3 separate regions of the Homo sapiens genome follow, and regions 2 and 3 are each linked to region 1. Evidence: read pairs that join two places in POLR2A ChIA-PET (ENCODE). Cell type or tissue: MCF 10A. All regions are shown on one strand. Links, peaks and the distances in the headings refer to the core of each region. The heading gives the core; the rest is flanking DNA.

Evidence for each region. ChIA-PET counts read pairs that join two places held together with the same protein. Peaks named below come from ENCODE experiments on the same cell type or tissue, not always from the same donor. Only the 100,000 strongest peaks of a DNase experiment are listed, where the experiment ranks them.
Region 2: POLR2A ChIA-PET joins it to region 1 with 22 read pairs; 19 of 35 experiments call an interaction of 5 or more read pairs at or near these places.
Region 3: POLR2A ChIA-PET joins it to region 1 with 13 read pairs; 16 of 35 experiments call an interaction of 5 or more read pairs at or near these places.

Annotation. Positions count from the first base shown.
Region 1 is chr14:75,129,243-75,139,641 of GRCh38, reverse strand. TMED10 (transmembrane p24 trafficking protein 10) reads left to right here. Exons shown (of 5, transcript NM_006827.6): 4 at 3,756-3,882; 5 at 4,636-8,173. The coding sequence ends at 4,757. Among named protein-coding and RNA genes, the nearest start is that of NEK9, 7.4 kb to the right of the region's middle. In MCF 10A, for the core only: a CTCF peak has its summit at 7,074 (motif pointing left); DNase peaks (open chromatin) are centred at 4,781 and 7,041.
Region 2 is chr14:75,249,613-75,260,011 of GRCh38, reverse strand. No RefSeq gene overlaps it. Among named protein-coding and RNA genes, the nearest start is that of FOS, 24 kb to the left of the region's middle. RefSeq lists enhancers at 891-1,869, 1-2,291, 2,569-3,068, 2,963-3,132, 4,867-6,066 and 3 more. In MCF 10A, for the core only: no CTCF peak of the experiment used is centred there; DNase peaks (open chromatin) are centred at 1,711, 2,621, 4,881, 5,371 and 1 weaker place.
Region 3 is chr14:75,272,923-75,283,321 of GRCh38, reverse strand. FOS (Fos proto-oncogene, AP-1 transcription factor subunit) reads right to left here and starts at 4,494. Exons shown (of 4, transcript NM_005252.4): 1 at 4,199-4,494; 2 at 3,194-3,445; 3 at 2,655-2,762; 4 at 1,092-2,539. The coding sequence starts at 4,339. The coding sequence ends at 1,898. RefSeq lists enhancers at 1,505-2,064, 2,065-2,624, 2,651-3,576, 4,163-4,222, 3,577-4,504 and silencers at 4,593-4,652, 5,003-5,092, 5,821-6,330. In MCF 10A, for the core only: no CTCF peak of the experiment used is centred there; DNase peaks (open chromatin) are centred at 4,521, 4,811, 6,181, 8,281 and 1 weaker place.

The sequences.
Region 1 (10,399 bases), core at 702-8,701:
TTTTTTGAGTCGGAGTCTCAGTTTGTCTCCCAGGATGGAGTATAGTGGCATGATCTTGGCTCACTGCAGCCTTGACCTCCCAGGCTCAAGTGATCCTCCTGCCTCAGCCTCTCGAAGTATTGGGATAACAGGTGTGAGCCACCACGCTTGGCCTCAGCAGAGATTTTGTTGAGGAAATAAAATCAACTTTGAAGATAGGAATTTGACTGTTTGGTTATGAATAGAGGTGTAGAGTCTGAAGTAGCACCTGTACTAGAAAAGGGGTTGGGAATTGAATGATTAACTAAACAATGTGGAATACTAGCTGTGTGGAATGCTGTGCAGCAGTTAAGAATAAGATGAATTGATAAGCACTGACATTTTTGGAAAGATCTTACTAAATGGAAAAAAGCTATAGAACAATGTGTGTAGTATGCCATTTATAAATAGATTTTAAGTTATATTTTTCTGTGTACATTTACATACAAAAGCATAGTGTCTCAGAAGAAAAGGTGTGGAAAGATAATACATCAAGTTTATAAGCATCTTTACCTCTGGAAAGCAATGTGGGAATTGAGGAACCATGAAGGTAGACTTTTGGTTTATATTCTCTTTGCTTCTGGATAGTTTAAATTTTTAGCCAAAGAATATATTTATGTGTTGGTTGTACAACTAAAAAATAAGTTTTATTACTGGAAAGGGATTGGGAACAGCTTGTGGGGGGCTGTAATCTACAAAAGCCATCTTCAGTACCAGGTTTAATTCCATCATTGTTTTTCGGGTTTTAGGTCTCTGGACTATTGTCCTTTAACAACAACAACAACAAAAATAAAAAAAAAAAAAAAAAAAAGAAGCAAAGGCTGTGGGATTCAGTAGGCTTTAAAGTAATTTTTTTTTTAATATCATTTTCAGCTGGCAGAGGCACAGCCATAGTTTCACTTCCAGTTTCTTTTGCAAGTTTCTATTTAGGGAACTTTAAATAATTTATCTCTAAGAAGTATCATGCCATTTCCTTTATACTGTCTCATTTAGGAAGCTCTGAGTGGGGAAGTATAGAGCAGGAGGGAAGATGTTAGACTAAGGTTCAGCTTGTATAGCTCCTGTATTTTTCTTGAGGAATTTTTTTTTGTTCTGCAGCTCTATATGAGATCAATGAACAGATATATATTCTGGGTTAATGACAAAACCTGGCATTTGGCCATTCACTTAGGAAAGTTAGCTCTGTGCATTAACTATTGGTTAAATCTTACACCCAGAAGCTGTTCTGCAGTTACCAGTCACACCGTTAACTCTAGCCAACATTTTACAAACGCAAGAAAATGTGCTTCTGGTGAGAGAAAACTGTAGGTGTATCATCGCAAGTCTATCACCATATTTTTATGGACCTTAAATATAAACTCAATTTTTACATCCCAATTTTAACAGCAGTTTGTTTTATTTTAAATAACTTTTGTTCATCACACATTTAGTGAAGAATATAATAAGAAAACATAAAATAAATGCCTCCTATTCATCCCTTGTTAACTGCTGTTAACATTTCACAAAGAAAAGGACAAGGACAATGAATTGAACAAAGGAGAGAAAAAAAAGTGGGCCATAGGGAATGTACAGTAAATAGGGAGTAAAGAAGCAGATATATAAACAGAATTATTAAGGCCAGGTGCAGTGGCTCACGCCTGTAATCCCAGCACTTTGGGAGGTCGAGGTGGATGGATCACCTGAGGTTAGGAGTTCAAGACCAGCCTGGCCAACGTGGTGAAATCTCATCTCTACTGAACATATAAAAATTAGCTGGGTGGGGTGGCACACACCTGTAATCCCAGCTACTCAGGAGGCTGAGGTGGGAGGATTTTTTTGAACCTGGGAGGCAGAGGTTGCAGTGAGCCAAGATCATACCACTGTACTCCAGCCTGGGCAACAGAGTGAGACTCCATCCTTAAAAAAAAAAAAAAAAGAAAGAAAGAAACAGAATTTTTTTTTTTTTTTTTGAGATGGAGTCTCGCTCTGTCACCCATCCTGGAGTGCAGTGGCACAATCTCAACTCACTGCAAGCTCCGCCTCCTGGGTTCACGCCATTCTCCTGCCGCAGCCTCCCGAGTAGCTGGGACTACAGGCGCCCGCCACCACGCCCAGCTATTTTTTTTTTTTATTTTTAGTAGAGACGGGGTTTCACCGTGTTAGCCAGGATGGTCTCGATCTCCTGACCTCGTGTTCCACCCACCTCGGCCTCCCAAAGTGCTGGGATTACAGGTGTGAGCCACCACACCCGGCCAGAAACAGAATTATTAAAGAATTCTCTATGTGGAAACTTTAAGAGCAACTGGTATGTAAAAGTTTTAAGATCTGGAAAGCTGGCCGGGCATGGTGGATCACGCCTGTAATCTCAGCACTTTGGGAGGCCGAGGCAGGTGGATCACGAGGTCAAGAGATCGAGACCATCCTGACCAACATGGTGAAACCCCATCTCGACTAAAAATACAAAAAATTAGCTGGGTGTGGTGGCGCACGCCTGTAGTCCCAGCTACTTAGGAGGCTGAGGCAGGAGAATCACTTGAACCCAGGAGGCAGAGGTTGCAGTGAGCCAAAACCACACCACTGCACTCTAGCCTGGCAAGAGTGAGACTCCATCTCCAAAAAAAAAAAAAAAGATCTGGAAAGCTCTGGTGGTGTATCTCATTTTAAAGCAAAGCATAATCTAAGACTGATAAGAAAAAAACAATAATGACATCTTTGCTGGTGTGACAGATGCCTCTAGTTATTAGATACTCTTAAGAGTTTTCTTAGGGGTCTAACTTGAGAGCAGAAGACAGTTAATTTCTTTCTCACATCCTTCATTCCTCAGCATACAGGGAATTCCTTGAAGATTTCTTTTGATAACTGGCTGTGTCATTCTAAAAGAAAAAAATACATAAAAAATTCAGTGCAGTTTTCTCACATCTGAGCTCTGATATTAAACCTTAAAGTTGTTGTAGGATTTATATGAACCAGAATTCTCTAATTGTGTATTTTGAATTATTACTTTAATGCTATAACAACACATGCTCACATTCCTATGTACTGTCAAAGGTTTAATGAATTTAGTGGTTTTTCTTCTAAAACCAGGTTTGACTTAATATGACTCCCACATTTATTGTATTAACAATAGTTTACTTCTTAGACATGAGTGGAAGTGCAAAGTAAAGTGCTTTACTAAAGTCAAAAATCAGCTGGGCATGGTGGCTCACACTTGTAGTCCCAACACTTTGGGAGGCCAAGGCGGACAGATTGCTTGAGCTTAGGAGTTCGAGACCAGCCTGGGCAACATGGCAAAACCCCATCTCTAGAAAAAGTATAAAAATTAGCTGGGTGTGGCAGTGCATGACTGTGGTCCCAGCTACTTGGGATGCTGAGGCAAGAGGATTGCCTGAGCCCAGGAGGTCGAGCCTGCAGTGAGCCAAGACTGTGCCACTGCACTCCAGCCTGGGCAACAGAGTAAAACCCTGTCTCAAAAAAAAAGTAAAAAATCTTGAGACAATAGTATATCTTACTTTATAGCCTACGGTTATTATATTACTTCTAAGATTTTAGTCAAAATTAAAGTATCAAAAAAGGTCTGAAATGGAAAGATATAGTCTATAGGGAAAGAAAGAAGCCCAAATTTTAAAATATGTTAGGATGATTGATAGGAGAGAATTTAAATCTGGTGAAACTTTAAAAAAGACTTCTCTGTTGCCTTCTTTATGTTCTTGACTGAAGCGATGTTTTCAGAGAGCTGAAAATATTCCATTCTTTTCCAGATTGCAAAAGTTGAGAAGCTCAAACCATTAGAGGTAGAGCTGCGACGCCTAGAAGACCTTTCAGAATCTATTGTTAATGATTTTGCCTACATGAAGAAGAGAGAAGAGGAGATGCGTGATACCAACGGTGAGGGGGAAGGCGACTCTTACTTCTTAAGTGACCCATAAATGAGACAGTCTCCAAACTTTCAATTCTGGTGTACCCTTTTCTCAGTTTTGCCAAGGTGGGTATATGGAGGGGAAATTGCTTGCTTCGCTGTTGTTGCTGCTAAAGGTAAATGAGCCTTGTTAGATTTTCAAGAGAGTAGAAACTCCTACTGTGATAGGCAGGTGACAACATCCTCAATTAGTCTATACCCACATCAAACTGATAGCACCAATCTTTGTAATTTTCAACATTTATATATAGGATAATGAACTTTTATTTTTATTTATTTACTTATTTTTGAGATGGAGTCTCGCTCTGTCGCTCAGGCTGGAGTACGGTGGTGCGATCTCGGCTCACTGCAACCTCCGCCTCCTGGGTTCAAGCAATTCTCCTGCCTCAGCCTCCCAAGTAGCTGGGACTATAGGCACAAGCCACCATGCCTGGCTAATTTTTCGTATTTTTAATAGAGACAGAGTTAGCCAGGATGGTCTCGATCTCCTGACTTCATGATCTGCCTGCCTCAGCCTCCCAGAGTGCTGGGATTACAGGCTGGGATTACACCATGCCCAGCCAGGATAATGAACTTAAAAAGAAAAATTATCTGAAATCCTACTGTTAGACCTAGGGACAGAGTGAAGTTAATTAATTGCCTTTACCCACCTCCCCTGCCATTGTTTAGCCAGCTGAGGAGGCTCACTTCATTATGTTTACAATGCTTTTGTTTTTTTTTAGAGTCAACAAACACTCGGGTCCTATACTTCAGCATCTTTTCAATGTTCTGTCTCATTGGACTAGCTACCTGGCAGGTCTTCTACCTGCGACGCTTCTTCAAGGCCAAGAAATTGATTGAGTAATGAATGAGGCATATTCTCCTCCCACCTTGTACCTCAGCCAGCAGAACATCGCTGGGACGTGCCTGGCCTAAGGCATCCTACCAACAGCACCATCAAGGCACGTTGGAGCTTTCTTGCCAGAACTGATCTCTTTTGGTGTGGGAGGACATGGGGTACCACCTACACCCAACAAGTCAATGAGGGACTTCTTTTTAATTTGGTAGGATTTTGACTGGTTTTGCAACAATAGGTCTATTATTAGAGTCACCTATGACAAAAAATAGGGGTTACCTAGATAATGCCAAAGTCAGCATTTGTCCTGGGTTCCCTTGTGTGATCTGTTTGGACTATGTTTTCTTTTCTTCTCCCACTTGCTCAGCAGCTTGGGCTTCCATTCTAGTTCTTTTACCAAGATTTTTGTGTGACCATGTTGACTTCATTTGGATTGCCCTCTTTCAATTTCCTTGTGAAAACACCCTTAACTTTCTCTTTACCCTTAGCTGAAATGTTTACATAGCTTCTGGTGATATCTTTTCATGATTTTATATCTCTTAAAATGGTGATGGATGTGACACCTCATAAAAGTGAGCTTTGAACTGTAGATAACTCTTAAAGAAAATGTCATTTTAGACAATTAAAATATTTGTGCTCAACTGCTTGAACTTTTTTCGTGTATGTGTATTTAATTCTATGCAATATTATCACATGTGTAGATTCATGTGACCACCATCACAAGAGACAGAACAGTTCTGTCACATGGATCCCTTGCACTGCCCTTTTACAGCCGCAGCCACATCCCTTTCTTATACCCTCACCCCAACCTGTGGCTACCACTGTTCTGTCCTCCATCTCTGTAATTTTGTCATTTCAAGAATGTTGTATGAATGGAATCATACAGAATGTAATCTTACGAGGCTGATCTTTTTTCATTCAGCATAATTCCCTTGAAATCCATCCAAGTTGTTGCATGTATGAATAGTTTCTTCCTTTTTTTCTTTTAAAAATGTTTTATATATTTAGGGGGTATAAGTACAGATTTCTTACATGCATATATTGCATCGTGGTGAAGTGGGGGCAGTTCCTTTTGATTGCTGAGTAGTATTCCATGGTATGGATGTACCACAGTTTGCTTAACCATTCACCCACTAAAGGACATAAGAGTTGTTTTCAGTTTTTTGCCCTAATAAAGCTGCTGTGAACATTCATGTACAGGTTTTTATGTGAACATACATTTTCATTTTCTGGGATAAATGCTCAAAAGGGCAACTGTTGGGTTGTATGGTAAACACATATATTTTTGTAAGAAACTACCCTACTCTTTTTCCAGAGTGGCTCTACTTTTTACATACAGCCACTCATACAATTCAGACAGCAATGTATGATTGATCCAGTTTCTTCACATCCTCACCAGCATTTGGTATTACTACTATTTTTTATCTTAACCATTCACATAGATGTGTGTAATGATACCACATGTGGTTTTAATTTGCATTTCCAATGGCTAATGATGTTGAGTATCTTTTTGTGTGCTAATTTGCCATCTATGTATCCTCTTCGGTGAAATGTCTTCATGTCTTTTGTCTATTTTCTATTTAGGTCATTTGTTCTTTTTACTATTGAGTTTTGAGAGGTTTTTTATATATCCTAGATAAAATTCCTCTGTTAGATATGTGGTTGCTTGAATTTTTAACATAACTTCTACCAAGGAAAAATAAGTAAAATTTCCAACCCTTGCATGGCCAGTCACTTACTTAATTCCTGTCCTTCAGTGTTCCATCTAGAGAATTAAGAGATATGATGTATAAAATAGACATCGAGGGCCATTAAGAGAGTAAATACTTAAAAATACATGTTATGAAAGCAAAGCCAATAATCACTGTAGGAGTATGAGTTGCCTAAGGGCCAAAACTAATGTAAATAAGAGAAAGTGTGGATATAAATGACCATTGTTTATAAACAGTTATGAAAAATGCTGTGACTTGAAATCTTTCCCACATCTCCCAAGAAAGTAGGTAGGAGTTTATCCTTTCCGTAATCTCTTTTTAACCCTGCTGACTATTACAGGGCTTGTTTAATCACAGTGGCAAGAATTACATGTATCTTACAGTAAAGAAACAGAATACTGGAATCGTTAGAGAACCCTGATGTGTTGACCTGGATAAAGTACAAAGGTGGAAGAGGGAATGAGTTATGCTGTTAAAATCTCAGGCTATTCTGTTAATGTTCCTGCTACTATGAACCCAAACTTTTTTTTTCCCCCTTTTGACTCCTTGTGTCTTCCTCTCCTGTGGCATAAAAGTAGTTCTGTCGTTAACTTGTACAACATTGCCATCTGCTGTTGAGAATTGGTAGGTACTGCTTCTGAGAACCTGGCTGCAGATCCTTAGCATAGGCAGCAAATGTTGAGAAAGTCTATCTGTAGTATTACATATACTAAGTTACAGAGGATGCATCCAAGTAGAGAAAATAATATGTGGGTTAAGATACATCCTTAAACTTTTTTTTTTTTGGGGGGGGGGGGACGGAGTCTTGCTGCAACGCCCAGGCTGGAGTGCAATGGCACTATCTCAGCTCGCTGCAACCTTCACCTCCTGGGTTCAAGCAATTCTCCTGCCTCAGCCTCCTGAGTAGCTGGGAATATAGGTGCACACCACCATGCCTGGCTAATTTTTGTATTTTCAGTAGAAGCAGAGTTTCACCATATTGGCCAGGTTGGTCTCGAACTCCTGACCTCAAGTGATCTGCCTGCCTCAGCCTCCCAAAGTGCTGGGATTACACGCGTGAGCCACCACACCCAGCCTCCATCTTTAAACTTTTAAATGTGAAATTTCTATCATGTACCGTTAGCCTAACAAGATTTTCTTTCCTATTTCTGACTGGTGCCTTTCCCCTTTTTAGGAGCAACGAAAGCTACTCTCTTAGTTATGTTCTTGTGATGTGACAAAATGTCAAGAAGATAGGAGAAGAGAATATTTTATTTCGTTGATGCTTTTGTTCCCAAGTGTGACCCTAAACTTAAGCTTTGTAGGAGTTGACATTCTTTCATGTCCCTTCCCTTTACTCATGCCGAAACTATCAACTGGGACATTTTGTGCTTTTGGTTTAAAAGTTAATTGATATTATACTTTGGTTTTATCTAAAAAGTAAATGTATTTGCCTTTGACAAAAGACTGACACAAGAGCAAATAAGCTTTAAAATCGGGTGTTATGTGCTTTCCTCCATTTTTGAGCATATTATCCAAAATGGTCTGTATAATATAAATGAGAATGATGCAGTTTAAGTAAGCCTTGTTATACCATTGTCATGGACCCCTGTCATAAAGCCATTTCTTGGTTTGTTTGGGAAAGAGGCATATGGGATTTATACAGATTCACTTGTAAATGTTGGATTGGGGATTTTTGTGTAAATTTTCTCAAATAAAGGCTAGCAGAAACCATTTTAGGTGTACTGTTACTCTTGAGTACTTCTATGTCTGGATTGGTGATAATTCTTCCATATTTCTCTTTTAAATTATGGCAAATTATACCTGATGAATTAGAGAAAAAATATTGTTATTCTTCAGTTACTGCAGATCGATAGTTTATATGAGCTAGTAAAAGATTATCATATTTTGTATGTAATATATGTAAATTATATATATATATATAATTAAGAATCCTTAATTATGCATCCTCAGACCAAATATGGTTCTGTAAGCTAGGCATTTTATTCTCTTTATCTTCTCTCTTTTGGAAACTGTTACTATTAGGTTCGCACAAAAGTAATTGTGGTTTTTGCAATTAAAATTGCAATTGCATAGAATCACTCCTACAGAGAGCCATCTCCCCTGCCTTTCATTCCTAAAAGACCCCCACCCCCCACCCCCGGTATATGAATCCTCAGGACTCACTTTTTAGGCCTATCATATCCAATGCAAAACCCCACTCCAGGAGGTAAACGTCTTTTCTCCTCTCCTTTCACTTACAGTTGAACATTTTTCACAAAGCGACTTTCCAAGAGCCAATATGAAGTGCTTTGCACACCCACTGGCTGGCCTCTTATTTATCCTCTTATCTCCATTCTCCCTCAAATAAATTTTATTATGAATCCATAGTGTGTAAAGTAGTGGTTCCCATTATTGGGGTATAATTTTTTTTTCTTTTCTTTTTTTTTTTTTTTGAGACGGAGTTCACTCTTGTTGCCCAGGCTGGAGTACAATGGCATGATCTCGGCTCACCACAACCTCCGCCTTCCGGGTTCAAGCAATTCTCCTGCCTCAGCCTCCCGAGTAGCTGGGATTACAGGCATGTACCAGCACGCCCAGCTAATTTTGTATTTTTAGTAGAGATGGAGTTTCATTATGTTGGCCAGGCTGGTCTTGAACTCCCAACCTCGTGATCCACCCACCTCAGCCTCCCAAAGTGCTGGGATTACAGGCGTGAGCCACCGTGCCCGGCCCAATACATGCTTTATAAATCATTTATTTAGTCTGCTGCAGTGGTGTCTCATAAAATGTTGAGCTGCATGTATAATTTTAAATTTTCTAGTATCACATTAAAGAAGTAAAAAACAGGTAAAATTTGCTGATTCTCCAGCCTCCCGAGTAGCTGGGATTACAGGCACATGCCACCACGCCCAGGTAATTTTTGTATTTTTAGTAGAGATGGGGTTTCACCATGTTGGCCAGGATGGTCTCGAACTCCTGACCTCGTGGTCTGCTCACCTTGGCCTCCCAAAGTGCTGGAATTATAGGCATCAGCCACTGTGCCCAGCCGAAAATTATTTTTAGTAGTGTATTTAACCTAATATACCCAAAATATTATTTCAACATATAGTTAATATAAAAATGGTTAATGAGATGTTTTGCATTCCATTTTTCATATAAAATCTTGAAAATCCAGTGTGCATTTCAAGCTATACCGCATCTATAGCTTAAAATTAGACTAGCCACAATTCAAGTGTTGAGTAGCTATATGTAGCTAATGGCTACCGTGGCAGACAGTGAAGGGTATAAACTTGGGTTGGTCTTTGGTAGATTCTTTCATCTTGACAGTAACTCTATGGCCCCTGGGAATTTGCCATTCACAAATTGGAAACTAATGCAAAATAGCATTCTAACCATTCACTTGTTAAAGTACAATGTGGAAATAGTTTGGTTTCAACCAAAGGCGCTTTAAAATTTTACACCTTGGCCAGGTGCAGTGGCTCACACCTGTAATCCCAACACTTTAGCAGGCCAATCACTTGAGGTCAGGAGTTCGAGAACCAGCCTGGCCAACATGGCAGAATGCCCTCTCTACTAAAAATACAAAAATTAGCTGGGCATGGTGGCGGACGCTTGTAATCCCAGCTACTCAGGAGACTGAGGCATGAGAATCACTTGAACTTGGGAGGTGGAGGCTGCAGTGTGCTGAGATCATGCCACTGCACTCCATCCTGAGTGACAGAGTGAGACTGTCTCCAAAAAAAAAAAAAAAGTTATACCATTAGAATAAATGTTGACTATTTTTGAACTTATAAATATTCAAAGGTAAGACAATTAGTTTCAGTTATATCCAATATAATGAAGAATTCAGCAGGAATGTCTCTGCTCTATAATAGGACATGTTTCTTCTAGGCTTGTAGTATCTATGCATTATCATTAGAACAATTCAGTTTCAGGCCAACCACGTTATAGAAAACT
Region 2 (10,399 bases), core at 1,142-9,141, 120 kb before region 1:
ATTAGTATTAGATATCAAGAAACCTGGGCTCTTGATCTGTGTTCATCTCTGTCTTCAATTTCTTTCTGTTTCTATTGGAGAAATCAAATGGTCCCCCCGATTTGAATTAAAACAGGCGGAGAGGAAAGAATAAGATCCAATGAGCCCATAAATAGAAGTACCCACCCAGGTCCTTTGGGATTCTTTGGTATCTATTCAGGTTACAAGAAATCTGCCCATCTCTGGGTGGGAATACGGATAAATGATGTCATTCAACAGAATTAGGACCAGACGGGGAAATGTATCCAAATCCTGCAGGGGGTAGCACTGAATGCAGGCTTTAGATATGGAAAGGCCTCCGAGTGCTCTCAAGCATAAACAAGAGTAACCGTGAAGGCAACACAGTTTCTGGGATGTGACTGAGAGGGTAACGGCACTTCTGAGATGTGCTGGGGGGTGGGAGCAGGGGTTATAACACCAAATATTGGGTTGTGACAGACGCCGGGCATGAGGGCCATAATTCCCACAATGGACTAGAGCACAGTGGAACTATGTCATCTGCTGGGCTGTAATCGGTAGGAGCAAGCTGCACGTTCAGCACGTTTTCTCCTGGATCCCATCCTTGGCGACCGATCTAGACCTCAGCCTCCAGGATCTGTTAGAGAAATAAACAAGTGGGAGACAACAACCAAAACAGCAACACAGTCGAGCGGGCGCGGGAGACGAAGCTCCGCCTTTGGAAGCCTCGGGCCAATCAGAAGCCTGTTGCTGGGGCCCGGTGTTTGGCCGCCTGACGTTCCCATGGAGACGGAAGAACGTTACACACCAAACACTGGCGACGTTGACGTCTATGCATTATATCCATGGAGACGACAGAGTAAACGTCATCCCCCCACACTTCCCCGCCTCCCTTAGCGCCAGGGGCTGAGGGAGCGACGCAGGCGTCGCCGTCACGTGCTGGACGCCAGGAGCGAAGCCCGGTGGGCGGGGCCTGTTGCTATGACTGCAGCTGCGGCTGTTTGGAGCTGCAATTAGAAAGTGCTGAGGTGGCAGTGGAGCCAGAACCGATTCTGGAACAGCTTCTCCCGCCCCCGGGCCAGAGAGGGTTCCCCAGCCCCTGGAAAGCCAGGACACCCCCTAGGCTGTCCCAGCACGCCTCAGCCTCAGGTCCTGAGCCAACATCTCTCTGCGCTGCCTGTGAATCCAGACTGTGACTCCAGACTGAGGGCCAAACCGAGACCACTCCCTCCACCGTCAGTTGGCCATAATTGTCAGGGTGACCTCCCCGACCGACCGTCTCCACCGACCGTCTCCTCCAGACAGCAGCCCACAGAACAGCCACCGACCAAACTGCCTTGCCCATGAGACAGGAGCAAAACCAGCTTAGAAAACTTTCCCACTGTTGGAGTAAAACCCAGAATTCTCCCAGAAAGGAGAAGCATAAGGAACTTTGAATTTATCTTTTATACTTTAAAAGCAGCAGAACTTGAGACATTCATTCCTCGGAGCTTTGTTGAAGAATTGAGGAAGGGGTGCTTAATAATCCCATTCAAGAATAGTTCCTCTGGAAGGGAGAGAAAACTCAGAAATCCCTGAGTACTGTGATACTCCAAAATGGGAAGGCCTGGAAAAACCTAGGTCATTAAAAACTGAAGCTTAAATTTCTACATTGCTTAATTTTGTCTCAACTGCACAAGCCAACAGAGTGTGAGAAATCTCTCTGCGTGCCAGCCTCCCTTTTCGTCACACAACTCTGGAAACAGTTATAGGAAGATTGCAGCAACAAATTGTAAACAAAACCAGGTCAAGAAACAGAGGAGAGGGCCAGGCAGGGTGGCTCAGGCCTATAATCCCAGCACTTTGGGCAGCTGAGGCAGGTGGATCACCTGAAGTCAGGAGTTCAAGACCAGCCTGGGCAACATGGCGAAACCTCCTCTCTAATTAAAAAATAAAAAATAAAAATAAAAATTAGCCAGGCTTGGTGGCGGGCGCCTGTAATCCCAGCTACTCGGGAGGGTGAGGCAGGAGGATCGCTTGAAACCAGGAGGCGGAGGTTGCAGTGAGTCAAGATCGCGCCACTGCACACTCCAGCCTGGGCGACAGAGCGAGACTCTGTCTCAAAAAAAAAGAAGAAAGAAACAGGAGTGAAAAGTTGAGATGACCATGTGAAGCCAGCCAACCTGAACAAAATGTAACTTTTGAATGATAAGGCACAGCTGAGCGGCCCAGACTTTGAATTTTCTCCAAATATCATGATCTTCCATCCTGGCTGAATTTAAATGGTGTCTTTTGTATTTGGGGGAAAGCAGAGGGGATATTATTTGCTGGAATTAAAAGCAAGCCATTTGGGTGAGCACATAGTCTGTTGCAGATGGTGGAGGCATAAAGAGGGATTTCATGTAAATGAATGGCATTCGGAGTTGGCCTGGGCTTTCTGCATTCCTCCACCAACACATATCCAATCCCATTGTCTATCTCTGAGAAATCAGCACCTCAGGGTCCCTTCCCTGTTACTCCATAGTAGCCCTCCCTGGGCCCCCATTCAGATATTTTGCCACCTGTCCACAGAGCATATCCGTTGCCTTTCAACATTCCCTTGCTCCATCCTCTGACCTACCTATTACTCACTTCCCCGACATCCTTCCCTAAACACTTCTTGACTCCCTTCCCACTCAATTGCCACTCCCCAGGATTTTACCCAGTTGATCATTGCTCCCCAAACCCTTGCCCCATCCACTCATCCCCACCATAAAGTTTTTCATGTCTGGTCCTTACTTAATAGAAGACAGTAGCTTATTGGAACTTCTGTCCAGTTCCAAGCAGAGGAAGAAGGGCACAGTGAGTGGAACAAAGCCATGATCAGCCCTTCAGGAAAAAAAAACCCTGGCCGGGCACAGTGGCTCACGCCTGTAATCCCATCACTTTGGGAGGCAGGCGAATCACTTGAAGCCAGGAGTTCGAGACCAGCCTGGCCAACATGGTGAAACCCTGTCTCCTAAAAATACAAAAGTTAGCCAGGTGTGGTAGTGCAGGCCTGTAGTCCCAGCTACTCAGGAGGCTGAGGCAGGAGAATTGCTTGAGCCTGGAAGGCAGAGATTGCAGTGAGCCAAGATCCCACCACTGCCCTCCAGGCTGGGCGACAGACTCTGACTCAAAAAAAGAAAAAAAAAAAAGGAGAAAAGAAAAAAGAAAAAAATATTGGCCGGGCGCAGTGGCTTACGCCTGTAATCCCAACACTTTGCGAGGCTGAGGCGGGTGGATCACCTAAGGTCAGGAGTTCGAGACCAGCCTGGCCAACATAGTGAAAACCCGTCTCTACTAAAAATACAAAAAATTTAGCCGGGCGTGGTGGCGCACACCTGTAATCCCAGCTACTTAAGAGGCTGAGGTAGGAGAATCACTTGAACCTGGGAGGCCGAGGTTGCAGTGAGCCGAGATTGCGCCACTGTACTCCATCCTGGGCAACAAAGTGAGACTCAGTCTCAAAAATAAATAAATAAATAAAAATAAAAACAAAAACCCAGATAGTAGTTGAGATTCATGCTATATATCCAACCATAATGCAGATTCTGCTTATTACAGGATTATGGGCAAGGTAGCAATTTACTAATTCTGGTATTTTCAGGGAAGAAATGACAATTTCTACTTTTTTCTGTCAACGAATGGTTAAGCTAGACTTCTCTTTTCTAAACTCCACCTAGAGCATAAAAGCAGCTGGAAAAGAGAGAAACTTCAAATTCAGGTTAATGAGAAAGCCTGATTTATGGGTAGATTAGATTGAATCAGTTTTTGACATGGAAATGAAGTGGTTTGTGTTTTGTTTCAGATGGGAAAGCACTGATGCAATTTACCTCTAGGCACAGAAATAACCCATTTTAGGCCTGGCATGGTAGCTCTTGCCTGTAATCCCAGTACTTTGGGAGGCTAAGGCAGGCGGATCACCTGAGGTCAGGAGTTCGAGACCAGCCTGACCAACATGGTGAAACCCCGTCTCTACTAAAAATACAAAATTAGCCAAGCATGGTGGCGCATGCCTGTAATCCCAGCTACTAGGGAGGCTGAGGCAGGAGAATCACTTGAACCCGGGAGGCAGAGGTTGCGGTGAGCCAAGATCATGCCGTTGCACTCCAGCCTGGGCAACAAGAGCGAAACTGTCTCAAAAATAAAAAATAAAAATAACCCATCTTGTCATCTAGAAAAGAAGTGGAACAGCAGTCCTTCTTATCTCCCTACTTGAAACGCAGAGTTAAGTTCGAATAAGATGGTCGTATTTACTTTGCCATTCTCTCTCTTGAGGTCTCTCTTTCAGTCCTTCAGGCTAATCAAGGACCCAGCAAGCCACTGACACAGTGTATGAGAAGGAGAAAATAAAGGCAAGATTTATCTAATACTTTTGATATGCTAGGACTATGTAGAGTACTTGAGAGTACTCTATGTGTTATCTCGTTTTATCCTGTTAATATCCATGAGAACTAGGTCTTCATGTGCCCACTTTTACAACGGAAGAAACTGAGATTCAAGTAGTTAAGTAAGTACAGAGCCAGGACATCTCCAATGATGCCATGGAATGCATGGAAAACCTCCACTTGGATCATTCCACGAGCTTTCTTTTCCATAGGGAGACTCTAGCCCCCTTTTCCAAACTTTTTTCTTTTTCTTTTTTTTTTTAAAGAAGGGAAGATTGTGAGATCTGCTAGAGCTTCATGAAAAGGTGCTGACACCACAAAGAACACAAATTCATCCCTGCCTTCTGGGACTAGCCTATATTTCCTCATTGGCTCAAGATCCAAGGAGGCAAAGAGAGACATGCCCCAGAGCACACGCAGCAGAAAGGTTTGGGTGGTTCGGGGAGACTCTGACCTGCCCCAGGCTAGGGAGGGCACTACCTGAGTTCAACAGCTCCCTGGACAGCTCCACACAGATTTATCTGCAGCTGTCACTTACAACCAGCTCCTCCTTCCTCTTCTCCCTCCTCCCCAATGCCTGACCCTGCAGGGAAGCACGTCCAGCACGAATTCTTTCAAACCTCAGCTACCTTTAGGATTTTTATGTGTCTGAAGAGTTCCCTTCTTGACAAGCAGCATTAGTCAAGTCCAGTAGGTGGGAAGGGCATTTCCCGGTGATCCTGGGCTTGGAGGAAGGGGAGACCCTTCTCCCTCCCGGCTTTGGCAAGCAACCATAGAGAGGTCCATGTGGGTGGCAATGAATACAGACAAGCCAGAGGGGTTCTTGCTGGACAGGAATGCCCACGGGCCACACCTTCCTCAGCCCTCAGAGCACTTCATCATGTCTGGACCCGTGAATGGGGTGGCAGTGCCAGGGAGTGGGTTCTCCCAGTGTCTGGCTCCAACAGCTGGTTTACTGTGATGATTCTATTTGTGTTCCCTGTGTTCTGTTTGGCTTGGCAGCAGGGAAGGAAGAGGGCAACAGGTTCACTCCAGTTTGTACTGGGTTGTTCCTGCAGCCACACCCGGGCATTAAAGCAGGCGGCTTGCACCCTGGATGCCTTTACCTGGGGGCCCTTGGTGTGCAAAAGCAAAGCGTGGGAAGTATTTCCTTTTCATGGGCCAGCCAGGTGTGGCTGGCATTTCACCTATTCCTGTATTACTAACGTCATCCAGATTCAGGTCAAAGGGCAGGTTTCCTAGACTCCCATCACGCTGAGATCCGGGATCAGGGGATGGTTGATCAAGTCCATTTGGGCTGGATTACCTGAGTTCCTACTACTCATGGACACTTAACTCCTGCTTCTAAAACAAAATCTGTCCAGGCACAGTGGCTCATACCTATAATTCTAGCACTTTGGGAGGCTGAGGCAGGCGGACCACTTGAGCCAAGGAGGCCTAGACTGCAGTGAGTTATGATCATGCTACTACACTCCAGACTGGGAGACAGAGCAATACCTTGTTTGTTAAAAAAAAGAAAAGAAAAGAAAAGAAAATTCTGGACCAAGCGCAGTAGCTCATGCCTGTAATCCCAGCACTTTGGGAGGCCAAGGCGGGCGGATCACCAGAGGTCAGGAGTTTGAAAACAGCCTGACCAACATGGAGAAACCCCATCTCTACTAAAAACACAAAATTAGCTGGGTGTGGTGGCACATGCCTATAATCCCAGCTACTCGGGAGGCTGAAGCAGGAGAATCACTTGAACCAGGGAGTCGAAGGTTGCGGTGAGCCAAGATCACGCCATTGCACTCCAGCCTGGGCAACAAGAGCGAAACTCTGTCTCAAAAAAAAAAAAAAAAAAAAAATTCTGAGGTCAGGCAACTGTGCTGTACCTTGAAGGACTGGTGTCCCCAAAATTGAAATATGGTCTCTCCTAAAGCATACAAATTAGGGGTTCTTTTTATACAAGGTGGTAGCTTTCAAGGAAAACAGACTTCAAGGTCAAATAGACTTAGTCTAGAACTCTGGATTTGCCCCCTTACTTAGATGAGCCTCCATCCAGAACTAAAATCTCTAGCATGTGAAAAATAACAGCAAATATTTATGCTACTACATGCCAGGCACTGTTCTAAGCATTTTTGTAAAAACTCATTTAAGCCTCAAAACAACATAAAGAGGTGAGTAGGTGAGTAGATTATTGTCATCCCCTCTTACAGATGAGAAATGGAGGCAGAGAGGTTAAGGAGATTTTCAAAGGTCACACAGTTGATAAATGACAGTGCTAGGATTCAACGGAAGGAAGTCTGGAACCCATACGGAAGCGGAACCAGAACCTCTGGAACACATCTCAGAACCAGAATGGTAGCGATGTTCCTGGAGAGCCCTGCTGTGCCGGTGGCTAGATGCCTTAGACAGCAGACACAGACACAGCACCCCAGACCCGCCCTGTCATCTCTATGCTTCCCTTCTGAGGCTCCCAAGTCAACTTTGGAAAGGGCCTTTCTTTTTTCTGAGACAGGGTCTCGCTGTCTTTCCCAGGCTGAAAATCACTGAAATGCAGTCACTGAAATGCAGTGACTTTATCCTAGCTCACAGCAGCCTTGACCTCCCAGGCTCAAGTGATCCTCCCTCCTCATCCTCCTGAATAGCTGGGACTACAAGCCCCCACCACCACACCAGGCCAATTTTTGTATTTTTTGTAGAGATGGGGTTTCACCATGTTGCCCAGGCTGGTCTCAAACTCTTGGGCTCAAGCGATGGCCCGCCTTAGCCTCCCAAAATGTTGGGATTACAGGTGTGAGCCACCGCACCCAGCCAGAAAGGGCCTTTCTACTAGCCTAAACATTGCCCTTGCCCTGGACCCTGGGGCAGCCTTCCCTTGAATGCAGGGATTTCCTGGCTGAAGGTCACAGTCATGGTCATCCAGCCAGATCAACGAAAGGATCTTCAGAAGTGCACTAGCTTCCATGGGCTCCTCACCTGCTCCAGGGGCAAGAACAAGGCCTAGCATTATGACGCTATGGACCTGTCATGAATGAGCATTCTTCCCGGCAGGCAGGCTTATGCCTCTCTGTGCTCCTTCACACGCTGGGGGCCGGCAGAGCCAGGCTGGCATGCTGGGCATAACCAAGCATGTCGAGCAGGCAAGGCCACAGACAGCCCTGCCCTGAAGAAAGTGGCCATGACCTAGACAGCTGAATAATGAAACCATTTCCTCTCCAGGAGAGACCTGAGCACATGGCTGCAGGGCCTGGCAAAGCCATAGGCTTTGTTCCTGGGGCCGCTCCCTACCCGGATGAGATAATGTGCATTGTGGGGCTTGAGACAGTTAGAATGACTTCTTAAACGGAAGCAAGGTGTAGTTCATTACCATCACCCACGTTTACTGAGTGCCAAGTGTGCTTTATGTGACTGATAGGAATTCGTTTACTTTGTCCTTAAAACAACCCTGTGAGGTAGGTTCTTATACTATCCCCTTTGACAGATGAAGATATGGAAGCACAGAGATTGCTCGAGGCCAGGGGTTCAAGAGCAGCCTGGGCAACATGGCAAGACCCAGTATATATATATATATATATGTGTGTGTGTGTGTGTGTGTGTATTTTTTTTTTTTTTTTTTTGAGACTGAGTCTCGCTCTGTCACCAGGCTGGAGTGCAGTGGCGCAACCTCAGCTCACTGCAACCCCCACCTCCCACTTCAAGCAATTCTCCTGCTTCAGCCTCCCAAGTAGCTGGGACTACAGGTGCCTGCCACCACATCCAGCTAATTTTTTTGTATTTTTAGTAGGGACGGGGTTTCACCGTGTTGGCCAGCATGGTCTCAATCTCTTGACCTCATGATCCACCCACCTTGGCCTCCCGAAGTGCTGGGATTACAGGTGTGAGCCCCTGCGTCCAGCCTTCTATATTTTTAGTTTTTTAAAAAAGCAGTAGAGGCATAGAGAAGTTAACTTTCCCAACTCAGCACAGGCAATAAATGAGATTCAAACTCAGAAATGGCTGACTTCCCAGACTGTGCTAAACTATCTAAAGCAAAATGGAGGCCCTTTCCTCAGGGTCAGTGAAGACACAAGACCAGAGAAGGGTCTTGAGACGCTTCCATATTAGGCTGGGGATCCAAGGCCCTTGTCCAGTTACTGGGGACCCTTGGGACCATAGCCCATGCCTCCAGAAGTGTCATCTGATCCAACTTCCAGGCTCTCACTGGCCACTCTGGAGCTCAATGAGCCAGAGATGGCTCCACTAATCCCTTAGGCTAGCTAGAGCCATACTACAAGTTTACAACTCAGCTGGAACCTGGCTGGCCCCACAAGAACAGCAAAGGATGGGGACAGAGAGTGGGTACAAAACTGTGACTGTCTTACTTCTGGGTATTTGTCAGGATGTGGCCTTGTCCATCTGGGCTGGGGCTCTGTTTGTGACTGGGACAGCATCGTGCTATAGGCCAAAGCTTAAGCTCCCAAGACACCCTTCTATTTCTTTACAGTGCCTCTTCTCCCTCTGCTTCCTCCTGATAAAATACACATATCTTAGTAGCATTTGACAACACCAGCCCTGGAGCTCGACTCCCTGGGTTCAAATCCCTGCTCTGCTACTCATTGCAAACTATTTATCTTACGAGTTAATCTTTCTGTGCCTCAGTTTCCTTCTCTGCAAAATGGGCACACCAATACTACCTTCCTTATACTGTTGTTGGAGGACAACAAGATAAGGTGTGTGGATGGCAAATGCTTGACAAACAGTAGGCATTAACGTGGTGGTGGTTTATTATATATTTGCTTCCTTCCTTCTCAGTATACTGAGATAAGTTTATTGAACGCTGGCTATAAGCTACAACCTACTGGGCTATTGTTTGTACTCCTCCTTCCATGCCCTCCTACCATCAATTCTTAGGTTAGTCCTTTTTTTTTTCTTTTGAGATGGAGTCTTGCTCTGTCATCCAGGCTGGAGTACAGTGGCATGATCTCGGCTCACTGCAACCTCCACCTCCTGGGTTCAACCATTCTCCTGTCTAAGCCTTCCAAGTAGCTGGGATTACAGGTGTGCACCACCATGCCTGGCTAATTTTTGTATTTTTAGTAGAGATGGGGTTTCGCCATGTTGGCCAGGCTGGCCTCGAGCTCCTGGCCTCAGGTGATTTGCCTGCCTCGGCCTCCCAAAGTGCTAGGATTACAGGTGTGAGCCACCGTGTCGGCCCGTAGGTTAGTCCTATATGGGGAGATTTGGGCTTAAAAGGAAAAACCAAAAAATAAATAAAATAAATAAAAAAGAAATCTAGGAATAGGCACTCCTGGAACGGGACAGAGGTCCCATTAGACTGGGTGAGGGGTCTTTGAGAAATACCTTAATGCCAATTGTCTTCACAATTTTAATGGTTCAACATGCGAAGGGAGCCAAGGCTATTAATTTGTAACAGCTGCAAAGAAATCATGTCAACACCTCAGTATAGATTCTCTCTGTGGGCACAGAGGTTAGGTTGAAAGTCATGAGACCTAAAATAATTATTGAGCAACAGCATTGTAGGGGATTACTGATGGCAAAATAAACAACCTTCAACAGAATCCACCCCACTTGGTTGTATCCTCCGGGAGACTCTCACCTCCTTTTTTTAGATTGTCATCTCAGTCTGACTACAAACCATGTCTTAATAGATAAAGCTTTGATTCCACCTCTAACATAAGAGCAATACAAACCCACATGCCTACTAAATATAAGTGGCTGATGATATGGGCCTAGGATAGAAAGTGAGCAACTTAATGGGTGAGTTCATGCCGCAAAGGAGAGTCAAGGTGAAGGGGTACCTTATCTCAAATCTGAACAAAGACGTATATTTCCTGTGAAGTCTGATGAGAAAAAGAAGAAAAAAAATGTGGTTTGACTCCATCACACAAAGTAAGTCACAGTGGGTCCTGCTCTGCTGTAGAACTTTAAAGCCTGAGCGGCAGGCACATTTGTGGTTTGGTTGTGTTATCCGATTCTGCGGCTGACACACGCTGCTTTTAGTTCATGGCTGTAGAGTTTCCAGTCTCCCTTGG
Region 3 (10,399 bases), core at 1,181-9,180, 140 kb before region 1:
TGAGCTATTATGTAACTTTTTGTTTGCAGAACGATCAGCCATTATTTGTGCTGTTTGAGATATCTTTTGATTTCTGAGCAACTTTTTCTCCCCCACTTCCGCCCACTATAAACTGAATGAAGGGCATATGGTATTAGAGAAACCAGAAACCACAATGCATTTATTAATAAGGGATAGGGCAATAGCCCTCCTTCCCTTTCGAGAATAAAAGAGTACAAAAAAATGTACACATTAGTGAAAACTTTTTTTTTTAAACAGAGTTTCAATCTTGTTGCCCAGGCTGGAGTGCAATGGCGCAATCTCAGTTCGCTGCAACATCCGCCTCCCGAGTTCAAGTGATTTTCCTGTCTCAGCCTCTCAAGTAGCTAGGATTACAGGCATGCACCACCACACCAGGCTAATTTTGTATTTTTAGTAAAGACGGGGTTTCTCCATGTTGGTCAGGCTGGTCTCGAACTCCCGACCTCAGGTGATCCGCCTGCCTCGGCCTCCCAAAGTGCTAGGATTACAGGCATGGGCCACCGCGCCCGGCCTGAAAATTTTTTTTAACCAAGTATCAAGAGGCAGTTCAGCCTGCTGGATACGATAACGAGCAGGAAGATTCTAATGCCGATAACGGAATATCAAGAAAGTTGTTTATTCTAACCATTCTTCAATTTGCTCATCTTTGAAGTAGAATAACCCTCCACGTGATTTTGTGAGAATAAAAAGTTAAAATAGTCTGTACAAAGCTAGGTTCTGTTTGCTTAAAGGGTTCCTTTAAGATCAAAACATCTGAATTTAATATTAGCACAACAAAATTTAAATATTTCCCCCTGCGAGTACTGAAACAGAAAAAATGTATTCCCACAAAAGCTGTTACACAGCGGTTTCCCGTCCCCAGAAGCAGTAGAAAATCTTAGCATTCCAATGGAAGGCATGTATTTGTAAAATATTCTAAAATCAGCTCTATAGTTTCCTTGTCCTCTTTGATAAGGGATCAGACAGAGGGTGTGTCCCCCTCCAGCAGCTACCCTTCTTGACAAACTGGTCTCCAATAATACCTTTCAGAAACTTACAAGACTTCCAGAATGAAAAGAGCACAAGGTTGGTCGCATTCAACTTAAATGCTTTTATTGACAATGTCTTGGAACAATAAGCAAACAATGCTTAAATTTTTCATTCAAATTCACTTTCCACATGTCAAAAGACCTCAAGGTAGAAAAAAATAAAATAAAAATATAAATATCTGAGAATCCATCTTAATAAATAAATTAAAAACACAATAAAACGTTTTCATGGAAAACTGTTAATGTCAGAACATTCAGACCACCTCAACAATGCATGATCAGTAACATTACAATGAACATTGATGTTGAAGAAAAACTACAGTACATGGATATAGCTATTTATTTCTATCTACCAGAAAATAAAGTCGTATCTTTTCTTAGTATAATATTGGTCATTTCTAATCAGAACACACTATTGCCAGGAACACAGTAGTTATTGTTAAAATCAGCTGCACTAGATACAATTTGAAAATATCCAGCACCAGGTTAATTCCAATAATGAACCCAATAGATTAGTTAATGCTATGAGAAGACTAAGGAGAAAGAGAAAAGAGACACAGACCCAGGCCTGGCTCAACATGCTACTAACTACCAGCTCTCTGAAGTGTCACTGGGAACAATACACACTCCATGCGTTTTGCTACATCTCCGGAAGAGGTAAGGACTTGAGTCCACACATGGATGCTTTCAAGTCCTTGAGGCCCACAGCCTGGTGTGTTTCACGCACAGATAAGGTCCTCCCTAGGTCTACAGGAACCCTCTAGGGAAGATGTGTTTCTCCTCTCTGTAATGCACCAGCTCGGGCAGTGGCACTTGTGGGTGCCGGCTGCCTCCCCTTCCCTGCCCCCTCACAGGGCCAGCAGCGTGGGTGAGCTGAGCGAGTCAGAGGAAGGCTCATTGCTGCTGCTGCCCTTGCGGTGGGCAGCTGCACAGCTGGGGAAGGAGTCAGCCTCGGGGTAGGTGAAGACGAAGGAAGACGTGTAAGCAGTGCAGCTGGGAGTACAGGTGACCACCGGAGTGCACAGGGGCTCCAGCTCTGTGGCCATGGGCCCCATCCCCAGGGAGCCACTGTGCAGAGGCTCCCAGTCTGCTGCATAGAAGGACCCAGATAGGTCCATGTCTGGCACGGAGCGGGCTGTCTCAGAGCCACTGGGCCTGGATGATGCTGGGAACAGGAAGTCATCAAAGGGCTCGGTCTTCAGCTCCATGCTGCTGATGCTCTTGACAGGTTCCACTGAGGGCTTGGGCTCAGGGTCATTGAGGAGAGGCAGGGTGAAGGCCTCCTCAGACTCCGGGGTGGCAACCTCTGGCAGGCCCCCAGTCAGATCAAGGGAAGCCACAGACATCTCTTCTGGGAAGCCCAGGTCATCAGGGATCTTGCAGGCAGGTCGGTGAGCTGCCAGGATGAACTCTAGTTTTTCCTTCTCCTTCAGCAGGTTGGCAATCTCGGTCTGCAAAGCAGACTTCTCATCTTCTAGTTGGTCTGTCTCCTGTATACAGAGGGATAAAGGAAAGCATAAGACACAGTCTTACTCAAGGGCCCTTATGCTCAATCTCCAACTTTCCCCTTAAGTTTTAAAAAGGAGCAACCCACAGAGTACCTACCGCTTGGAGTGTATCAGTCAGCTCCCTCCTCCGGTTGCGGCATTTGGCTGCAGCCATCTTATTCCTTTCCCTTCGGATTCTCCTTTTCTCTTCTTCTTCTGGAGATAACTAGAATAATCACAAAAAAAGACCGACATTCAGTAAAAGTGTCTGCCATCACCTCCATTCACCCACCCCAGTAGAACTGGCTCCTGCAGCTTCCCTGCTTCCTGGCACCCCACTGTGAAACCATTTCTGACCTGCAGTTGCAGACTAGGTGTGACTTGCATTTAAAATAAGATCCTCAGCAAGAGAACAAAGAAGAGCCCAGTCTGAAAGCATGCGGTAAGAAACTTAGGGAAGAAACTATGAGAGTACTTCTTAGGGTGAGACTCAGAGTCTGAGTTGGGATGGAATGGGCTTGGAGCCAGGGCTCCCAGTTACGGATGTGCAGCCAGCCCCATCAGTGGCTTCATCCTCTGTACTGGGCTCCTGCATCTCCGGGGCTGCTTCCCACCCAGCCCCCACATTCCCAGGAAGAGTACGCTAGAGTTCCTCACCTGTTCCACCTTGCCCCTCCTGCCAATGCTCTGCGCTCGGCCTCCTGTCATGGTCTTCACAACGCCAGCCCTGGAGTAAGCCCCAGCGGAGGGGGCGGGGACTCCGAAAGGGTGAGGGGCTCTGGTCTGCGATGGGGCCACGGAGGAGACGAGGGCGGGCTGCACCAGCCACTGCAGGTCCGGACTGGTCGAGATGGCAGTGACCGTGGGAATGAAGTTGGCACTGGAGACGGCCAGGTCCGTGCAGAAGTCCTAGAACAAAACAGAAGGGGAAAGCCGACGTGAGCGAGCAGGTTCCGGACACAGGTGGGGCGAGTTCCCAGTGCCGCATGCAGCAGTGAAGAGAAACGATCCTGCCACGGACATTTCATCTTAAATGTCCCTCATCCTGGATGAAAGGTCTCCCCCTTTTCCTCCCAGGCATTCCGCAGCGCAGTGCCTGTCTCTTCCATCCTGCCGCTGCGTTCCCGTTATCCCTTCAGCATCACTTGCTTGAAAGGGGGTTTGTTATAAATATCCCTGACGTCTGCGCTGACGCAGGCGCCGCTCCGGAGTCTCCAGAATGAACTCGCTTTTTATCAATGAAACTGCCTTACACACCCGCCCGCTGCACCCTCCTCCCTCATCCCTCCTCCGTGCTCCAGGCTGCCGGGGGAGGGGGGATTGCCGCTTTCTGCCACCTCCCCGGAGAAGCCAGGCTCTAGTTAGCGAGTTTGTGCTTGGGACACGTCTGCTCCAGCTAATGTCAGAGATCCGTCCTGGAGTGCAGACCAGAGGTTGCTCAGAACGAACCTGCCTCCCGAAGGGGGAACCAATTCTTACTATGGCAAGCGTGCGTGCGCTCAGAGCAAGTCCCGAGCCCCCGAGCCGGCACCGCTCCGGCCACGGCAGCCTCCCTCCAGGCACAAGGGAGCCCCCTACTCATCTACTGGAGCGTCCCGCCCGGTGTCTCCTCCTCCGCGACCCCAAGCCCCCGGCCCCGCGGCGACGGGAAGCCAGCCTTACCTGCGCGTTGACAGGCGAGCCCATGCTGGAGAAGGAGTCTGCGGGTGAGTGGTAGTAAGAGAGGCTATCCCCGGCCGGGGACGCGCTGCTGCAGCGGGAGGATGACGCCTCGTAGTCTGCGTTGAAGCCCGAGAACATCATCGTGGCGGTTAGGCAAAGCCGGGCGAGGGGCCGAGGGGCGGAGACAGGTGGGCGCTGTGGAGCAGAGCTGGGTAGGAGCACGGTCACTGCTCGTTCGCTGCGCCGCGGCCGCCGGCTCAGTCTTGGCTTCTCAGATGCTCGCTGCAGATGCGGTTGGAGTACGAGGCGCCGCAGCCACTGCTTTTATAACAAGCGTTTTATGAATGAGTGTAAACGTCACGGGCTCAACCACGGTGGCGCCAGAGGGGTGGCGCGCGGGCCTGGGCGCTTCTGCGGCCGCCCGGCTGCGTCCCCAGCGCTCGCAGCTCCCTGCCCCCGCCTTGGCGCGTGTCCTAATCTCGTGAGCATTTCGCAGTTCCTGTCTCAGAGGTCTCGTGGGCCCCCCAAGATGAGGGGTTTCGGGGATGGCTCCCCCCAGGGCTACAGGGAAAGGCCGTGGAAACCTGCTGACGCAGATGTCCTAATATGGACATCCTGTGTAAGGGGGGAGGGATTGACGGGAACTGCTCGCGGGCTGCAGCCAACACCGAGGGTGCAGTGCGGGGGGAGGCGGGGGCCGCGGCTGGGGGAGGGGAGGCGGGAACGGCGCAGAATGAGAGAGAACATTCGCACCTGGTTCAATGCGGACCCTTGTTCCCGAGGTCGGGGGGGATGGGGCAGAGAGCGCCTTTTTACCCTTGTACGGAAACTGAAGACAGTTCTGAGGCTCAGAGATAGGAGAAACGGCATCGAGTACAGGACCCCGAGGACTTAAGCCTCGGCTCCCGAAGGAATGCGCCCCTACCCCCATCCCCAATTCTAGCCCTAATTCAGTGCAAAGCGTGGAAGCAGACCTTCATCCCCTAACCTCCAGCCCTCGGGCTCGAGCAATACTAGCACTGTTCCTGCGTTTGGAAGCAGAAAGTGGAGGATCCAAAATAAGAGAATACGATAACCTACTTTACGATACTGGGTACTTTATTTATTTATTTTTTTAAAGAAGACAGCGCATTTATTTATTTATTTTTCTCGGCCATGTGTGGGAATATTAAGGAAACTGTCAAATCCCTGAGACACCAGCAGATAAACACTGTGCAAAACCTACGTGCGAAGACATTTGAAGGGGGTGTCTGCCCGGTTCTGAGCTGGGCCCCAGGGGTAGGGAGTGCGAGGTGTGGTTATGTGGGCAGGGTGGTCAGTTCGGGATGACAAGGCGGGGTGTGCTTCCTGCGGGGAACTCAAATCTGCGCTGAGGGCTGGTTCGGTCCCGCCAGGAAGCTGTGCTTACGGGAGCCCGCAGCGGGTGATTTTCCAGCGCGGACTTGGAGGGTGGAGGACGGGGGCTGGAAGGACAGTGTCCAGCTGCGCCTGGGCGGAATACCTCGACTGCTGGGACCCCAGGAGCGGCTCCACGTCCTGGAACACGGGGCTTTGGGGAGGCAAGGTGCTCCAGAGTGTGCCACGCCCCCCAATCTCCTGCCCTGCTGCGTAGGACAGCCGGGGTCACGCTGCCGGGGCTCAGCCCCAGCGCGCTGGCCACCTCCAGGGCGCGAAGACGCATGTCCCCGCACAGCCCCGGTCTTCCCTTCTCCACTCTTCGGGCCCGGGGGTCGGGGCCCGCGGTGGGCACCTGGAGAGGGGCGAGGCAGGATGAGGCCGGCGGGCGGATAGTTCGGGGCGCGCGGGGAGCCGGACCGCAGACCTGCCTCCAGCCGCCGCGCCCGGGAGCCAGGAGATCCTGCTATAGATAGTAACAGGGAAGCGGCTGTTTACAGCAACACAGCGCCGCCAGGGCCGTCTCCAGGCAACGCCGCGCGGCCGGGCGCGCCGTCGGCCTGGCGAGGCCACCCTCCCTCCCAGCTCCCCTGGGCCGCGGCCTCCCCGGCCCGGCCGCGGCCGCTCCCGTCGCCTGACATCATCCGCCGGGTCCGGGGGCTGAGCGGCCCGCGCGAGGCTGTGCGCTAACCTCCATTCTTAGAGATCCAACCCGGCAGGAGCGGGGAGGGCAGGAGGCGGGGATTCGTGGAACTGGGCCACTTGCTATTTTTGCATTCCCTGTCACAGGCAGAGGTGAAAACAGAATTTCATCATTGTATGTCATTGGTTTATGTTGGTGGGAATTTAGGCGCTTTTTTTTCTCACTCATAAAAAGGGAGGGAAACGGAAAAACACACATAATACGTAAACACAGATTCCTTGGAGCTGCTCTGAATCCTAAAGCAATTCTGCGGCCTTCGGTACTTCTAATTCTATCCTTGATTACAGAAAGAAAGAGGGGGACGGGAGGGAAAGGGGTTATGAAGCCAAATACATCTCTCTTATTATTAATATTAGCTTCAGACAAAATAGGTCAAGCTTTGAATTCCTGAGTCTGGCCATGACTGCCATTCACAACTAGATCTCAGGCCACTTAACAGGAAACCTGACTGGGTGCGGTGGCTCACTCCTGTAATTCCTGCACTTTGGGAGCCCGAGGCGGGTGGATCACTTGAGGCCAGGAGTTCGAGACCAGCTTGGCCATCATGGTGAAACTCTGTCCCTGCTAAAAATACAAAACAGCCGGGTGTGGTGGCGCACGCCTGTAGTCCCAGCTACTCAGGAGGCTGAGGCAGGAGAATTGCTTGAACCCGGGAGGCAGAGGTTCCTGTGAGCCGAGATCGTGCCACCGCACTCCAGCCTGGGCAACAGAGCAAGATTCTGTCTCCAAAAGAAAAGAAAAGAAAACCTAGAATGATTTGATTTACTTCCCTTTCAGGTCCAAAGCATCTCGGCCAATACCTAAAAGATGTGTCAAGATTTTATATCCAGGATTTATCTCAAATACACTTATCCTGCCTTTGCCAATTAAAAAAAAAAAAAAGAAGAAGGGTCTTTGAGTGAGCCTATTTCCTCCAGATAGCTTAACTCTTTCCTTCTGGCACCATTATGACCAGAGTTGGAGACTTACTAAATCCATCCTCTGGAAAGGACAAACTAAGTCCATCCTCTGGAAAGGACAAACCATTATTTAACAAATAATTTTGTTCAATTATTTATTTAACAAAACTATTGACTGGGCTGGAGGCTGGTGCTCACTGTAATGAAGAGGGTAGGCCTGTCCCGACCCTCAGAGAGATTCCAGTCTCATAGGAAGACCAACAAGTCAATCGAGCTTACAGGGTAGCAGTAAGTGGTTTGAAAGAGGTAAGAAAGGGGTGCCAGGCAACACAGAAGAAGGCTTGGAAACAGGTCCCAGAGGAGGTGACTGCAATACAGAGATGGGGCTCAGATCCTCTGTCCTCTGGATAATGGAATGATAAAGATTGAGTAAGGCCAGAGCATCATCCAGGCAAACCAAGTGCTCAACCAGAAGCCACAGTATAGGCCAATACAATCTCAGACTCCCTCTCCTGCCCCACTAACATCCGAACCTGTGATCATTCTAACATATTCTCACATCTCAATCTGCTCATGGTATCCATTTCAGGACTGCAAAATCACATTCTAAAAAGTGGAGCTCACACAAGGTAGCCTAAAAATGAAGACAAATCAGAACAAACATGTGAAATTATTTTTGCCATTTGCAGATCTGCAGGTCAGGGTGACTTTGAGACAGGTGCTTGTGTGCCTCCGTGAGCACGGCGCTGCCTTCCAACAGGGCAGGGATTTCATGCTCTGGACAAGTCTGAGCATATAAAACCAAAATGTGTGTAGTTCATGATTATCTATGTGCTGAGTTCCTCCTATCTGGGGATCCAAAAGTGAAAAGGAGGGTAGAATTCCACATCTGAATTTTAACCCAAATTGAAAAAAAATTCACTTTCCCTCTACAGTGTTTCCTCATCCGATAGACTTTTCCTACTTTGCACTCTCCCTGTGGCACTTGAAGGAGACCTGACCCCACACTTTTGAAGTCAGTGCACATTGTTTAGCCTGGTGTTATTGCAACATTAAGTGAAAGGCTGCTGTCTGTACCGCCTACGTAAATGCTGCCGCACACAGCCCATCCCCAGCATGCAGAAGTAGTTGTTTATTTGGGGAAGTCTGGTCTAGTGGTGAAGGGTTGTGGTCAAAGCACGGGACCAGAAGTCAGGAAGATGCATATACCGAAATCAACTTAGACTTGTTTGGTAACTTTTCGCCTTTGTCTTGTTCATGTGCTGATATTCACTTAGGATCTAGCACAGTGCCTGAAACATAGTAGGTGTTCAATAAATACCCCTTTTCTTTTTCTTTTTCTTTCTTTTTTTTGAGACAGGGTCTCACTCTGTTACCCAGGCTGGAGTGCAGTGGTGTGATTATAGCTCACTGCAGCCTTGAACTCCTAGGCTCAATGCCCCTACCTCAGCCTCCCAAGTAGCTAGGACCACAGGCACATACCACCATGCCCAGCTAATTTTTTATTTTTTGTAGAGATGGGGTCTCGCTATGTTGCCCAGGCTAGCCTTAAGCTCCTGGCCTCAAGTGATCCTCCCACCTCTGCCTCCCAAAGTGCCGAGATTACAGGCGTGAGCCACCAGGTCTGGCAATAAATATCTCTTGAATGGATGAATGAATGCATGTCCTCATCCAGCCAAGGTGAATGTAGACGGTTGTGCTTTTTGGGTACTTAGAAAGCAAATAGATAATGTTCTTTAAATCTTTGGAAAGGCTGAACAGGCTCTTTTATTCTGGGATATGAATAGGCAAAAATTGGGAAAGACAAAATTACAAGATGTTTGGGCTATTTTCAGCTGGTACAGCCTCTGTGTATAAAGAACACCCCAGTGGTTCATGATGAAAGATCAAACTTACCCTTGTTCCTGAGCCCCATGAGAAAGACAGCTAGTGCCCATATATAAATACCACATTGTCTGCAATGACAATGACCATGTTACCACTACCCTTTAATTTATTCATTCTAAATGTCTGGACCCAACAAGAGAAAGAGGCATTCCACAATTCCTGTGGGACTCACACACACGTGAGCCCAGTGAAGGGTCTTAGGAGGTCGAGGTTACTCATTCGATGGCTCAGACCGTGAGCAAAAAGATTGCCCCTATTTAGAACACTGGAGGCACAAGATTACCATGCCACCCCCCCCCCACACACACACACATGCCACTACTGCAACTAATTAGTACTAGAGATTTAGCCTCTTTGAGAAAAACTGTTTTTTCCTTCTGAACAACTCTTGGCTTTTTGACAGGAGAGGATGATTCAATGGGATCCCCGTCCTTCTGCTAATGTGAGCATTTAAACAAAGCTCTGTGTGGTCCCTGAGACATGCTCCATCTGGAGCTGAGGAAACTGGGGAACAGTGGCAGTGCCAAAGACAGGCACACTGCAGCCCAAGCCTGAAACATCTTTTGCAGCCACCAGCAGTATGGGAAACTGGTTCTGTCAGTGTTGCAGAATCTTGCTTTAGAAACAAGTGCTCCCTACCAGCAGACAAGCACAGCTTCTCCAGGCTGTCAGCTCCTCCGATGTCCTGAGCTGACCTTCTGCAGCTCCGGCGGACTTAGCTGCTGAAATTCCAAAGGAACCCCGTCGACGTCACTAAACCTACAGGACAAAAACACACCCCAAGAAACCTCAATTCCAGGGCTCCCATCCAATGAGAAAAATCTCATAATCACCATGTGCAGGGCCAGGGGTGGCTAGAAGAAGCTGCCACATGACGCGATTCGAGGTGTTAAGACATCTTCAGCAGAGGTCACACCATGTCATCCATGACCTTACTCTTACTCAACAAGACAAATCTTTTTTTTCTCTCTCTCTCCCTATACTGAAAAGTTGCAAAGGACAGATTTTATTTATTTATTTATTTTTTGAGACTGAGTCTCACTCTGTCGCCCAGGCTGGATTGCAGTAGCATGATCTCGGCTCACTGCAACCTCCACCTCCCCAGTTCAAGCGATTCTTGTGCCTCAGCCTCCCAAGTAGCTGGGATTACAGGCGCCCACCACCACGCCTGGCTAATTTTTGTATTTTTAGTAGAGATGGGGTTTCACCGTGTTGGCCAGACTGGTCTCGAACTCCTGACCTCAGGTGATCTGCCGGACTTGGCCTCCCAAAGTGCTGGGATTACAGGCATGAGCCACACCACCCGGCCACAAAGGA